Regions from separate parts of the Homo sapiens genome. Here all the other regions are linked to region 5. A link is a contact called in ENCODE Hi-C or POLR2A ChIA-PET data. All regions are on one chromosome and are shown on one strand. The core of a region is the stretch at or near the end of the contact, and the rest is flanking DNA. Distances in the headings are between cores, read along the strand shown. Region 1 has its middle 17 kb from the start of PRR5. Region 2 overlaps LOC124905132 (a long non-coding RNA gene). Region 3 holds the start of RTL6 (retrotransposon Gag like 6). Region 4 holds the start of MCAT (malonyl-CoA-acyl carrier protein transacylase). Region 5 holds the start of EFCAB6-DT (EFCAB6 divergent transcript).

What was found. Hi-C counts contacts between places; a loop is a spot of excess contacts on that map. ChIA-PET counts read pairs that join two places held with the same protein, here RNA polymerase II (POLR2A). Pooled maps may share reads with other maps.
Region 1: a loop to region 5 is called in a pooled map, with 9 times the contacts of the local background. The contact joins the enhancer-like site here to the promoter of EFCAB6-DT in region 5. A Hi-C loop is called at or near these places in 1 of 37 single-sample maps with no recorded cell type and 4 of 50 pooled maps. POLR2A ChIA-PET finds 5 or more read pairs at or near these places in 1 of 52 experiments (HEK293).
Region 2: a map of naive thymus-derived CD4-positive, alpha-beta T cell shows a loop between it and region 5 (4-fold over the local background). The contact joins the enhancer-like site here to the promoter of EFCAB6-DT in region 5. A Hi-C loop is called at or near these places in 1 of 168 maps with a recorded cell type or tissue (naive thymus-derived CD4-positive, alpha-beta T cell) and 5 of 50 pooled maps. POLR2A ChIA-PET finds 5 or more read pairs at or near these places in 1 of 52 experiments (PC-3).
Region 3: a map of B cell shows a loop between it and region 5 (10-fold over the local background). The contact joins the promoter of RTL6 here to the promoter of EFCAB6-DT in region 5. A Hi-C loop is called at or near these places in 6 of 168 maps with a recorded cell type or tissue (B cell, CD4-positive, alpha-beta T cell, ascending aorta and 3 more) and 16 of 50 pooled maps.
Region 4: a loop to region 5 is called in a map of gastrocnemius medialis, with 5 times the contacts of the local background. The contact joins the promoter of MCAT here to the promoter of EFCAB6-DT in region 5. A Hi-C loop is called at or near these places in 1 of 168 maps with a recorded cell type or tissue (gastrocnemius medialis) and 7 of 50 pooled maps.

Annotation. Positions count from the first base shown.
Region 1 is chr22:44,683,487-44,686,186 of GRCh38, reverse strand. It overlaps a transcript of PRR5 not described here. Among named protein-coding and RNA genes, the nearest start is that of PRR5, 17 kb to the left of the region's middle. RefSeq lists enhancers at 1-360, 241-560, 1,537-2,076. Within about 2 kb of position 1,251, at least 9 of the 41 ENCODE cell types and tissues checked have a DNase peak (open chromatin) inside an H3K27ac peak, as active enhancers do.
Region 2 is chr22:44,662,995-44,665,694 of GRCh38, reverse strand. It overlaps LOC124905132 (a long non-coding RNA gene), which reads left to right. Exons shown (of 3, transcript XR_007068127.1): 3 at 696-2,700. Among named protein-coding and RNA genes, the nearest start is that of PRR5, 38 kb to the left of the region's middle. Within about 2 kb of position 1,359, at least 14 of the 41 ENCODE cell types and tissues checked have a DNase peak (open chromatin) inside an H3K27ac peak, as active enhancers do.
Region 3 is chr22:44,496,816-44,499,515 of GRCh38, reverse strand. It overlaps RTL6 (retrotransposon Gag like 6), which reads left to right and starts at 1,283. Exons shown (of 2, transcript NM_032287.3): 1 at 1,283-1,472; 2 at 1,705-2,700. The coding sequence starts at 1,960. The coding sequence ends at 2,679. RefSeq lists silencers at 1,073-1,132, 1,223-1,352 and an enhancer at 2,612-2,700.
Region 4 is chr22:43,141,948-43,144,647 of GRCh38, reverse strand. MCAT (malonyl-CoA-acyl carrier protein transacylase) reads left to right here and starts at 1,250. Exons shown (of 4, transcript NM_173467.5): 1 at 1,250-1,722. The coding sequence starts at 1,300. RefSeq lists a silencer at 1,226-1,495.
Region 5 is chr22:43,811,161-43,813,860 of GRCh38, reverse strand. It overlaps EFCAB6-DT (EFCAB6 divergent transcript), which reads right to left and starts at 1,439. Exons shown (of 2, transcript NR_186822.1): 1 at 877-1,439. EFCAB6 (EF-hand calcium binding domain 6) reads left to right here and starts at 1,556. Exons shown (of 32, transcript NM_022785.4): 1 at 1,556-1,693. RefSeq lists enhancers at 149-950, 1,192-1,461 and a silencer at 1,793-2,034.

The sequences.
Region 1 (2,700 bases), core at 2-2,501, 870 kb before region 5:
CTCTCTCTCCTGGGTTCAAGGATTCTTGTGCCTCAGCCTCCAAGTAGCTGAGATTACAGGTGTGTGTTACCACACCTGGCTAATGTTTGTACTTTTAGTAGAAACGGGGTTTCACCATGTTGGCCAGCCTGCTCTCACTCCTGACCTCAGGGGATTTGCCTGCCTTGGCCTCCCAGAGTGCTGGGATTACAGACGTGAGCCACCATGCCGGGCCCCAATAGGGGAACTTCTGATGTGTGGCATCATCACGGTGCTCCCCCAGGGAGAAAGGATGGTACCACGGAAGCCAGGGCCCTGGGCACAGGGCCTGCAAGTGGAACCATCTTTCTGGGCACTATCTGGGTTAGAAGGGGACAAAGTTAGGCGGAAGGGGCATCACGTATCTCGGCTTTGATTCCAGCCCCACCCTTGGTGCTTGGGATTCTGTGTAGAAGTTCTGAGCAACTCCAGCATGTGCCTGGGCATGTCTGAGAGGGTGTCAGGCACCACAGCCCACGCCTGGCAGAGTCACGGTGGCTGTGAGTGTGCCTTTCACTGGGGAGAGCTTGTGGCTTTCACTGGGGAGAGGGGTGTGGCTTTCACTGGGGAGAGGGTGTGGCTTTCACTGGGGAGAGGGGTGTGGCTTTCACTGGCGAGAGGGGTGTGGCTTTCACTGGCTTCTCTGAAAGCGCAAGGCTCCCACCTTAAGGAGAAACTGAGGGATAAGCATGGCCCTTCTCTATGGAGCATCCACAGATTTGGGGTGGAGGAGGGAAAACATTTTTCTGATTAAATACACATGGCTCTATTCCAGACAGAGGAGAAATCGTTTTTTGTTTGTTTGTTTTGAGATGGGGTCTTGCTCTGTCCATTCTAGTCTCCACTGTCCATTTTACAGATGGTGAGACTGAGGCCTTGCACAGGAGTGGGATATGTAGGGTCACCAGCAGAGCAGGACTGTCCCAGTGCATGGGGTAAAGGACACATGCTCACTCACGGAGGCCCTACTGGGTGCTGGCACTGCGTACCCATCTACCCTCCGACCTGGGGCAGACCTACAGGCCAGAATTTCCACCCACATTTTTCAGAAGAGGAACCAGAGGCTCCGAGGGAAAGCTGACTTGCCCGGGTTGTAGGGTGAGTGAGTGGAAGGGCTGAAATCAGAGCCCAGCTGTGACTCTGGAGCTACACGCTTCCCACGGTCAGTAACCCCAGCGGCCACCAGGAGCGCCTACTTCGTGCCGGGCCCTGAGTCCCGGGCTGCCACTTCCCTTCCCCTGAGAGCCACAAGAGGGCAGTAAAGGGAGGCTCCAGAATCCCCAGGAGGGAGGACGCCTGAGCCTCCAGAGATGACATTTCACCAGGGCCTGGAAGGATGACCTCACCCAGCACGGCCAAGTGGAGCACAGACCAGAGCGACAGGAAGGGGCTGCTCCCCTACTGTGGACGCTGACATCAGCCCGGCCCTGTGCTCTGCACCCACACCCGCTGTCTGCCCCTAACCTCACAACAGTGCCCTGGGCAGAGAGCTGGGGGCGGGTGCAAGCTGGGCAACACCAGGCAGCACAGGCAGTTGGACCGCGGGTAGGAGGTGACCCTCAGGCATCCTGACCCTGGTCCCCAGTGCTCTTTGCCCCTTCCCCATCATCCCCAGGACATTTTCTTTTGAGTCTCGCTCTGTTGCCCAGGCTGGAGTACAATGGCGCGATCTCGGCTCACTGCAACCTCCACCTCCCAGGTTCAAGTGATTTTCCTGCTTCAGCCTCCTGAGTAGCTGGAACTACTCAGCTGCCGCCACCACGCCCAGCTAATTTTTGTATTTTTTTTGGTAGAGACAGGGTTTCACCATGTTGGCCAGGCTGGTCTTGAACTCCTGACCTCAGGTGATCCACCTACCTCGGCCTCCCAAAGTGCCGGGATTACAGGTATAAGCCACCGCGCCTGGCCATCACCAGCACATTTTCTACCACTCTCGAGGCTGGATCAGACTGGCTTCCAGCTCCTGGCCTCACTGGGCTCACAGCTCAGGCTCTGTGGGCACTGGGGTGGGGGCTGGGGTGGCCACAGGTGGCTTGTTTAACTGAAAAGCCCCAGGCCCCTCCTCAGCCCACCCCTCTGGCCCGGGCCCTCCTGGACCCTCAATCAATTCTGGAAGTCCTGGTTTCGACACCCCCACCCAGTCCGGGGGACACACCCTACCTGTCGCTGCAGTCAAAGCCAATGAAACCAACCCCTGCGAGGGGCCCAGCCCCTGTTCCTGGGCTAGGGCTTCTGACAAAGGATTGGGCTGGCCCCTCTTCAGCCATCCATGAACCCTATCAAGGATGACAGGGGTGGACACAGTTGTTCATCCGTGGAAGCTGCTTCCATTCCCCGGGTGGCTCGCGAGTAGGCTTCTCATCTTACTGATGGGGAGACTGAGGCTTAGGATGTAGCTAATGAGCCATGGGGAGGAGAGAGGGGGTGACTCTGCAGCCAGGGCTTGGGACCCCAGAGGGACTGGATCTGAGGCCAATCAGAGGACCTGATTCAGAGGTCCCCAAGGGTCTATGAGTTGCCCTTTGTTGGGGCCTAAGGCAGGGTGGCCTGGGAGGGTGGACACAGTCTCCTGGCTGGCTCCCCCCAGCCCCTGCCCTCCTTCGGGGTGCTGGGCGTGGGAGGAAGGCTTTGCCCAGCCACCTGGCCCTGGCCCCAAGGGGGCTCCTCATTCAGATCTTCTCG
Region 2 (2,700 bases), core at 110-2,609, 850 kb before region 5:
GCCACGGCGCCCGGCTGGTTATTTCTTTATGGTGTAGTTTATTCAGAAATTCATGAATTCCCTGAGAGAGAGGAGAGTTGTCTCTTTTCTTCCCCAAAGTATCTCTGGGTGTTTGGAAACAGTCTTTGGCACGTATTAGAAGGTGGCTAATAGGTATTTGTTGAAAGAATCAGTGAGTAAATGAATACATGACCCCATGGTGCGTGGTTCTGGCCACGTCATTTGTGGCGCCCCCTGCTCCCCAGATCCATTCACTGCCTACTTTGTGCTCCCTGAGGCTGACCTGGGTGGACGGCATCCCCCACCTGGTTACATTTGACCCATGGAGGCAGTTGCTGGAGATCAGCCGGAGAGAATGAGGCATTTCTCCTCTTGCCCTCTGCTGACCCTTGCAGTCCCTGCGGGTTGCATGCTGACCACAGCTCTTTCCCGGATGCTCTGCCAGGCTTTAGCTCCACTGGCTTCCGGGGGAAGCACCATTTCCTTCCCTCCCTTCTGCAGCCCCAGGGCTGGTAGCAGCTTCCCTCTTTTGCTGGCCTCTGGCTCTCCCTAACCTGCCCACGCCTCTGTGAACATGAACCACCTGGTCAGCTCTGCCTTCTGCTGGGACCCTGACTGTAACAGATAGATATCATTATTATTATTATTATTATTATTATTATTATTATTGAGATGGAGTCTCGCTCTGTCACCAGGCTGGAGTGCAATAGCGTGATCTCGGCTCACTGCAACGACTGCCTCCTGAGTTCAAGGGGTTCTCCTGCCTCAGCCTCCCGAGTAGCTGGGACTACAGGTGTGCACCACCACGCCCAACTAATTTTTGTATTTTTAGTAGAGACGGGTTTTACCATGTTGGCCAGGATGGTCTTGATCTGTTGAACTCGTGATCCGCCCGCCTCAGCCTCCCAAAGTGCTGGGATTACAGATGTGAGCCACCGTGCCCAGCCAACAGATAGATATTATTGTTGCCACTCTACAGAATTGGAAACTGAGGCTCAGAGAGGTTATACATCATGCCCAGGACCACACAGCAAGTCCTGACAGAGCCAGGGTTGAGCCCAGGCTCCCTGGCTTGGAGCCCATGCTGCTGGCTTTCAGAGGGTTTTGAGCTCTTCTCCTCTGAGGGGCCCAGGACTGGGGTCAACATGAAGGTGCCTCAGGTGACCCAGAAGGCAGCTGAGACCTGGACCCCCTCAAAGGCACGCGGGTGCCTGTCATAGCTCTGGCAGTGACCACGAGCCCATTGGCCTCTTCCTCCCTGTGAGAGCTGAGCATGTCTCTGGGGCCTGGCAGGAAACCCAGCCTGTGTGTGTTTCTGCTGCTCAGTCACGTGAGACTGTGGGAAGCTGCTGGGAGGCTCAAGTGAGGCCCCTGCCCCAGCCACAGTGGCGGCCTGACCTCACATTTCCTTCGCTTCTTCTCTGAGTGAGCAGATGTGGCCAGCACCCACCACGTGCCAGGACCGTCCTGACACCCTGAGGGCGAGGGGGGCACCGTGGCAATGTATCGGAGGGAGAGGGCACAGGCTCTGCAGCTTGAATACTAAGGCTGAGTCCCTTCTTGAGGGACCCCAGGCTCCTTGCTCCTGCAATGGGGACCATTGCACTTGCTAATTTCACATGTTTATCCTTTCATTTATTTGCCTATCCATTGGTGGATGGAGCCGTTAAAACATAGTTAATGAGCCTTTGTTTATAGCCTGCAGCTAAGAAAAGAGCTCTGTGAATCTAAAGCCCTGTATGAAATGTAGTTCTCTGATGGGGGCGTCTGGGTACCTCCCACCACTGCCCCTGTGTAGCCTAGGCCAAGAGGGCCTTTGGTGCCATTGAAGGACTGAGTGAAAACCTGACTTGTCTGAGGGCTCTGTGCACTGGGGGGCACCCCTGGACCCTACCCTGTCCCCTGTCACCATAGTCAGGGAGACAGGCCCGACAGTGCACAGTGACTAACCCAGGGCCACACCATGTGTTAGGCAGAATAATGGCCCTCTCCTCAAAGAATTCCATGTCCTGATCCCTGTAGCCTGTGAATTTGTGGCCTCACGCACTCCTTATGGCGAGAGGAACTTTGCAGATGTGAATCAGGGTCTTGAGATAGGGAGAAGGTGCTGCATTCTCCCAGGGGGCCTGACATCATCACAAGGGTCCTTATAAGAGGTGGGCAGGAGGGTCAGAGTGAGAAAAGGGCGAAATGACAATGGGAACAGAGAGAGATTGGAAGATGCCACCTCTGTGGCTTTGAAGCTGCAGGAAATGGCCACAAGCCAAGGAATGCAGGTGCCTCTGGAAGCCAGAAGGGCAATGAGTGACCAGATTCTCTCCTAGAGCCCCTGAAGGAGCACAGCCCCACCCACACCACAGCCTCCAGAACTGTAAGAGAAGAAATTTATGGGTTTCTTTTCTTTTCTTTTTTTTCTTTCTTTTCTTTCTTTTTTTTTTTTTTTTTTTTTTTTTTGAGATGGAGTCTTGCTGTGTTGCCCAGGCTGGAGTGCAATAGTGTGATCTCAGCTCACTGCAACCTCTGCCTCCCAGGTTCAAGCAATTCTCCTGCCTCAGCCTCCTGAGTAGCTGGGATTACCACGCCCAGCTAATTTTTGTATTTTTAGTAGAAATGGGGTTTCCCTATGTTGGCCAGGCTGGTCTCAAACTCCTGACCTCAAGTGATCCACCCGCCTCGGCCTCCCAAAGTACTGGGATTACA
Region 3 (2,700 bases), core at 34-2,533, 690 kb before region 5:
CTCTTGAGACTCACTCACTATCACAAGAAGAGTGCAGAAAAGACCTGCCCACATAATTCGATCACCTTCCACCAGGTTCCTCCCACGATGTGGGAATTGTGGGAGTTACGACTCAAGATGAGATTTGGGTGGAGACACAGCCAAACCATATCAGCCAGGTATCTTCACTCCTTGGTATTTACTCTGGGGAACCCAGCAGAGAAAAGGGTGGGGATTTATATACAAGTGTAGTTTATAAAACTTTAGCATGGTAAACAAGATAAGGATCTATCAAAAAGGGCATGGCTAAATACTTTGCGGTACAGGAGTTCCATGGACCACAGGCAATAACTGAAAATCATGCTTCTGAACTATCTTTAATAGGAAAATGCTCAAAATTCAATGTGCTGTTATGGTTACAAAATATTCATAAGGTAAAAAATATTTTGTAGAACATATCATAGAAAAATGACTGGATGGAAGTACAGAAATATTACTATCTCTACGTTACATATATATGTATTACTATTTGCTATCTTTAGGTGGAGGGAGTCTGAGTAGTATAAAGTTTTTTTTACTTCTCTTACATCAAGATTTGTTACATTAAATTTATATTCAAATCACAATAAGGGCCTGATGCAGTGGCTCACGCCTGTAATCCCAGAACTTTGGGAGGCCAAGGCAGGCGGATGCCCTGAGGTCAGGAGTTGGAGACTGGCCAGGCCAACAAGGTGAAACCCCGTCTCTACTAAAAATACAAAAATTAGCCGGGCATGGTAGCACGCGCCTGTAATCCCAGTTACTTGGGTGGCTGAGGCAGAAGAATCGCTTGAACCCGGGAGGCGGAGGTTGCAGTGACTCAGGATCGCGCCACTGCACTCCAGCCTAGGCGACAGAGCGAGACTCCGTCTCAAAAAAAAAAAAAAATAAGAAGAACAGTAAATCATCAAAAAAATAAACCCAATGACAACCACAGAAAGAGCCTTGCAAGCCCTCTTGGGAGGAATGACTGGGAGAACACCAGGTACCCGCCCTGATGAAGACGCCGCAGCAACTACAGTCTTCCCCGATTGGCAGCAGCCCGAGTTGGGGGGTGGGGGGGGGTGGGACTTTGTGCATCACTTCCGGGGGCGGGGCAGCGGTCGTCTCCGCACGCGCGGGAGCGGTCGGTATCCATGGCAACCAGCGGGGCCAGCCTAAGGCCCGCCCGCCACCGCCACCGCGCCGGCCCCGCCCGCACAAAGGCCGCGCGGTGACCCGCCCTCTGCCGCGACCCCGGCCCCGCCCCTGCCCCGGCCCCGGCCTGGCCCGGTCCCTGCACCTGCCGGAGGCCGCCCGCCGCCATCGCCAGCGCCGTCGCTTGGCTGCGCTGACCGGGAAGCAGTTCTCGGCGGTCCGCGCGGTGATTCATCGGCCTGGCCGCGTCCCCCGCGCGGGCCATCTTGGTCACGGCCGGCGGCGGACAGAGCCGCGGAGGAACCGCGAGACCCCAGGTACGCGTGCCCCCGGCCCCCTGCCCGGCCGGGCCCCGCCACTGTGGTGGCCCCCAGGCCCGCGGCCGCCAAGGAGCAGCCCCCTTTGTTCTCCCCCGGGCGGGCGCGGGGCGGGCGCCGCGGGGCTTTGTGCAGCCTCGCCACCCACGCGCGGGCCCTCCACGCCGCCCCTCACCCTCCTGCCCGCTAGTCGCAACTGAAACCTTGAAAACATCTTTTCTTAATCCTCCAGGGCCCAGAGCAGGTCCAGCCACCCGTCTGGCTCCGTAGTCCGCGAAGTCTGCAGTAAAGGAGCCGCGTGGGACCGGGGCCGAAGTCCCTAGGGCCTGGCACCGCGTGCCCCTCTCTCGGGCCCTCGGCTTGGGGGTCTCGCAGCGCCCTGCCGTCGTGCACCCCACACTGCCCCCATTTCTACAGGGGCCCACCTGGTCACCACACCCTCTTGGTCCACCCGCGGATCTCAGCGTGTGGCTGACCTCTGGCCAGCATGGTGCAGCCGCAGACGTCCAAAGCTGAAAGCCCAGCCTTGGCAGCGTCTCCGAATGCCCAGATGGATGACGTTATTGACACCCTGACCTCCCTGCGCCTCACCAACTCGGCGCTGAGGCGGGAGGCTTCCACCCTGCGGGCGGAGAAGGCCAATCTCACCAACATGCTGGAGAGCGTGATGGCAGAGCTGACCTTGTTACGCACCAGGGCGCGGATCCCGGGGGCTCTGCAGATCACCCCGCCCATCTCCTCAATTACTTCAAACGGGACTCGACCCATGACCACACCTCCAACCTCTCTGCCCGAGCCCTTTTCCGGGGACCCAGGCCGGTTGGCGGGGTTCCTGATGCAGATGGACAGATTCATGATCTTCCAGGCCTCCCGCTTCCCGGGTGAGGCCGAGCGTGTGGCCTTCCTTGTGTCTCGACTGACTGGGGAGGCGGAGAAGTGGGCTATCCCCCACATGCAACCTGACAGCCCCTTGCGCAACAACTATCAGGGGTTCCTGGCAGAGTTGCGGAGAACCTACAAGTCTCCGCTCCGGCATGCGCGGCGCGCCCAAATCAGGAAGACTTCTGCCTCTAATAGGGCTGTGCGAGAGAGGCAGATGCTCTGCCGCCAGCTGGCCTCTGCGGGCACGGGGCCTTGCCCAGTGCATCCAGCTTCCAACGGGACTAGTCCAGCGCCAGCCCTGCCTGCCCGAGCACGGAATCTTTAAGAATCCGCCAGCACTTGGTAG
Region 4 (2,700 bases), core at 1-2,500, 670 kb after region 5:
TTTTTTTTTGAAACGGAGTCTTGCTCTGTCACCCAGGCTGGAGTGCAGTGGTGGGATCTCGGCTCACTGCAACCTCTGCTGCCCGGGCTTAGGGGATTCTCCTGCCTCAGCCTCCCGAGTAGCTGGAACTATAAGCGCCCACCACCACGCCCAGCTAATTTTTGTATTTTTAGTAGAGACGGGGTTTCTCCATGTTGGCCAGGCTGGTCTTGAACTCCTGACCTCAAGTGATCCATCTGCCTCAGCCTCCCAAAGTACTGGGATTACAGGCATGAGCCACTGCGCCTGGCCGAGCCTGTGTCTCTTGAGTTGCTTTTAGGTTAACATTAGATAACCCCAATTTCCAACCTCCATTCTGTCACTAACCACCTGTCACTCAATCTCTGAGCAGCTATCCATCACAGCGTTGCTGTGAGGAATTAAATAAGCTAATATCTGAAACACATTCAAGGCTTTGTTCAATAGCATAAAGATCTATTGGATGCTTATTATGTGCCAAGCACTGTGTGGTTTGTAAGAAAACATTATAAAAGAGAGCTGTTGTATAGTTGGGAACTGGCAACGGATGGTCGGCCATGCCAACTCCTGTGGTTGGGAGGATCATATGCAAGAAATGTGGTTGCTGGCCGGGCGCGGTGGCTCACGCCTGTAATCCCAGCACTTTGGGAGGCCGAGGCGGGTGGATCACCTGAGGTCAGGAGTTCGACACCAGCGTGGCCAACATGGTGAACCCGTCCCTACTAAAAATACAAAAATTAGTCAGGCATGGTGGCGGGCGCCTGTTAATCCCAGCTACTCGGGAAGCTGAAGCAGGAGAATCGCTTGAACCTGGGAGGCGGCGGTTGCAGTGAGCAAAGAACACGCCACTGCACTCCAGCCTGGGCGACAGAGCAAGACTCCGTCTCAAAAAACAACAACAAACAACAACAACGACAACAACAAAAACCATCAATGTGGAAGAGTTTCAAGTGCTCTTCATGTGCCAGGTAGAAAGCGTAAATACTACATTGCGTTGCGTTATTTATTCCATAAATATCTGTTGAGGACCCACTGTGGTGTGGCATCGTGTTCCGTTCAACGGCTATGGCTGTTTAAGTAAACGCATGAGTCCCTCCAGGACCCCAGAACGCAGCCCGAAGGGCCTCAGAGCCGGGGCGGAACCAGCGTCTGCGGAACCTTTCTTCCCGCTCCCGGTGCCCCGGAAGCCCCGGCAGGAAATGCGTCAGGGACCACGCTGCGCCGCGCCGCCGCAGTCGGGCCTCGGTCGCCACGGTAACGCGCGCGGGCAGGTGTCCGACCATGAGCGTCCGGGTCGCACGGGTAGCGTGGGTCAGGGGCTTGGGCGCCAGCTACCGCCGCGGCGCCTCGAGCTTCCCGGTGCCTCCGCCGGGCGCCCAGGGTGTAGCGGAGCTGCTGCGAGATGCGACCGGGGCGGAGGAGGAGGCGCCCTGGGCGGCGACGGAGCGGCGAATGCCGGGCCAGTGCTCCGTGCTGCTCTTCCCGGGCCAGGGCAGCCAGGTGGTGGGCATGGGCCGCGGTCTGCTCAACTACCCGCGCGTCCGCGAACTCTACGCCGCCGCCCGCCGCGTGCTGGGCTACGACCTGCTGGAACTGAGCCTGCACGGGCCGCAGGAGACCCTGGACCGCACCGTGCACTGTCAGCCCGCGATCTTCGTGGCATCGCTGGCCGCTGTCGAGAAACTACATCACCTGCAGCCCTCGGTGAGGCCCGAGGCCCCGTGACAGGAGGGGGAAGGTGAGCTCTGCCTGAGCTCTTGGCCCTGCCAGAGGCTTCCGCCTGCCATTCCGGGGGCTCCCACGTCTTACTCATTCGATCGAGTTTTTTTTTTTGTTTGTTTTTGTTTTTTTTTTTGAGACGGAGTCTCGCTCTGTCGCCCAGGCTAGAGTGCAGTGGCGCGATCTCGGCTCCGCCTCCCGAGTTCACGCCATTCTCCTGCCTCAGCCTCCCAAGTAGCTGGGACTACAGGCGCCCGCCACCATGCCCGGCTAATTTTTTGTATTTTTAGTAGAGACGGGGTTTCATCGTGTTAGTCAGGATGGTCTTGATCTCCTGACCTCGTGATCTGCCCGCCTCGGCCTCCCAAAGTGCTGGGATTACAGGCATGAGCCACCGTGCCCGGCCCGTTTTGTTTTGTTTTTTGAGACAGAGTCTTGCTCTGTCACCCAGGCTGGAGTGCAATGGCGCAGTCTTGGCTCACTGCAACCTCTGCCTCCCAGGTTCAAGCAGTTCTCCTGCCTCAGCCTCCGCAGTAGCTGGGATCACAGGTGCACACCACCACGCCCGGCTAATTTTTTTATTCTTTACTTAAATCCTCCCAGGTTCACCCACCTCGGCCTCCCAAAGTGCTAGGATTACAGGTATGAGCCACTGCACTGGCCTAAATGAAGGAACATTGAGATGAGTTGAGAATGTCACTTCACTTGAAGGTGGTGGATTGATTGCTATTAATATTTAATAAGACGGTAAATGTTAAGCTAGCACTTGAGATCCTTTACCCTATTTCACCTTCACACCACCTTGTGAGGTTAATACTGTTATTTGATGGTTGAGGAATGCAGACTCAGGGATATTAAAAGAATTAGTTAAGTGGTCCTGTTGAATCGTCATCATAATATTCATTCACTGCTTACCCTAGTCTGGGTCTGTGCTAAGCACTGTATAGACATTATATTCACATA
Region 5 (2,700 bases), core at 190-2,689:
AAAGAGGGGCAGTTTTCTATTTTTGCAGATCTCTTTAACATCTGGCTTAGTACAAGACCGCTGGATCTCTTACCTTCTTTTGCATTCAATTTGTTGCAATATCACACATCATGTAGCTTCTGGAAAATCCCCCCATATACTTATGAGAGAAAAACAATGAAAAAGCAAGTAAAGTCTTAAGTGTTATGAAAGTATTTTTTGGCCCCATGGACAGTCTGAAAGGGTCTCAGGATCCCCAGGGATTCCCAGACCACACTTAGAGCACTGCCTATAATAAAGAAGGCAAATGGGGAGGGATCCAGGACACAGTTAGAGGGACTGGCCTCTGTAAGAGACCCTCTTTTGGGGCAAGAGGAAAAGAGGCGATGAATGCCAAAGTGATTGTGAAGGAGTGCATTCCATTCTTATGCATTACATTTTCTCAATGGGATAAGACCCATGGTCATTGAGTCCGGTGAGGAAGTAGTGAGTGCGGGAGGTCTGAGACAAGCCATGGGAAAGAATTCTCTTGGTGAACAGGAAAACTAGCTGCCCAGTGAAGTAGTCAGAGTGCCCAGCAGGGACCGCATAGTATCCATCTTTGCAGCACACACCAGGGCACCTAATTGACCTGCCGCAGCCATGTGTGCAAGGAATTCCAAGCTGCACACGTCTGCCTGGCTGCTTCTCTCCCACAGTGAGCAGTGTGGCAGGGTGCCTAAGAGCAAGCTCCATAGGTTCTCATTCTGCTCCTACCCCTGACTGGCAGTGTGTCCTTGAACAAAATGCTCTGTGTGCCTCAGTTACCTATCTGTAAAATGGGAGTAACCACAGCACCCACCTCACAGGGTTGTTGTGAAGACAAATGAAGATGACAATTACATGTAAAGTACATACCTAGGATGGGTGAGTGCCTGGCAAGGGAAGTGCTCCATAGGGTCAGCGACAACAATTACATTCACTCACGTGATTTATGGCGCTTCCACTCGGCCCTCTGTCTTAGTAATAATTCACTCATTTAGCGAATATCAATGGAATGGATGCTTACTGTGGGTATGGGCGGAGGCTGAGGTTACAGCCTGGGCAAAGCAGGCCAGCTCCCGTCCTCACCGGCTGTCTCCTCGAGCAGACAAGCGGACCCAGTGAGACCCGCTACGTGGTGGCACAATGCGAGTCCCCATGACTGCTCACCCTAACGAAGGCGCAGGATGCGGTAGGGGCTTTGCGGACCTCACTGCAGCCAATCCTGACCACAGGCCCCAGTGGGCACGCTTAGCCTTTTACAGATGCAGAGTCTGCTTCTCAGAGCAGGGGGCTGACTTCCCCCGGCTACACGGCCCTATGCAGTTCGGTGGGACCGGGCCGACCGCCCAGCTCGCGCTAAAGCCCACGTAACAGAAACCCGCTCCCATGACACGGGTCGCCAGGGTTCCCGCTCCCCAGAGAACGGGACTTCCGGCGGAAATTTCTTCCGGGAGCGGAGGCGCGGGACTGACCTGGCCCCGCCCCCTCCTCGTTTATCTCCAATTGACCAATCACAGCTCAGCTTCTTGCCAGGCGCGTAGGCTCATTCTCCAGTCAGCGACTGCCGTCGTCTCTCGGGCAACAGCGTCCTAGAGACGCCGAATGGGCAGCCCCTCTGAGACCCCGCGGCTTGGGGTCCGCGCACGCGGGTGCCGGCCCAGCTAGGCGGAGAATCGAGGAGGGGTTCCCGGTAAGGCTGTATTCGGGGTGGCCACGCGCGTGCGACAGGCCGAGGAGGGGCCGGGCGGGCGGGCAGCTCCGTGGGTCTCACTGCCCTGAGAAGGCCGGCGCTGCTGCCCACCCCCAGGGACGAAGGGGTGGTGATTCGTTTATTCAGGTGTTCATGGCGCGTCTGCTTGTGCCAGGCATGTTGTAGGCCCTGGGGCCCTGTGGGGAACAGTAGGGCCCCTGTTCCCGTAGCTTACCTGATATGTGGAGAAGAACGATAAACAACGCTGACGGTGGTGACGTCTTCTTCCCTGCCTCTCTGTGAGAATCAGCTGGGAAATGTGTGTGGAAACGCCCTAAATCTCTCCAGTTTACAACATGTCTCATGCCCCTGATTTCATTTGTGCCCACAGCAGTCTTGTGAATGTCATGATTGACTCCCTCCTGTAGACAGACGAGGACTTGAAACCTGTGGGGTGAAGGGGCTTTTCCAAAGTCACACAACTATCTTAGGAAGTTTCTGAGCCAGAATTCAAACTCATTTCTGTATCACGGCAAAATCTCTGCTCTTTTACACTCTTCTCCCACAGCCTGCACATAATTACCCCTGCCTCCCTCAGAAATTTTGTTTGGAAGCACTTTGTGAGGTATACATCTGTATAGGGCTTACTTGAAGGTTGTCCAAATCACCCCTCTCTCTACTCCCTTCCTTTCTCTCCAAATCTTTGCCTTTCAGGATGTCTTGCCCCTGTTAAGAGGACTCTTCTTTTCTTTTCTTTTTTCTTTTCTTTTCTTTTCTCCCTCCCCTCCCCTCCCTTCCCTTCCCCTTTCTTCCCTTCCTCCCCTCCTCTCTCCTCCCCTCCCCTTCCCCTCCGCTCCCCTCCCCTTCCCTCCCCTCGCCTCTCCTTTTCTTTCCTGATGGAGTCTTCCTCTGTCACCCAGGCTGGAGTGCAGCGATCCCAGCTCACTGCAACCTCCACCTCCCGGGTTCAAGCGATTCTCGTGCCTCGGTGTCCCAAGTAGCTGGGA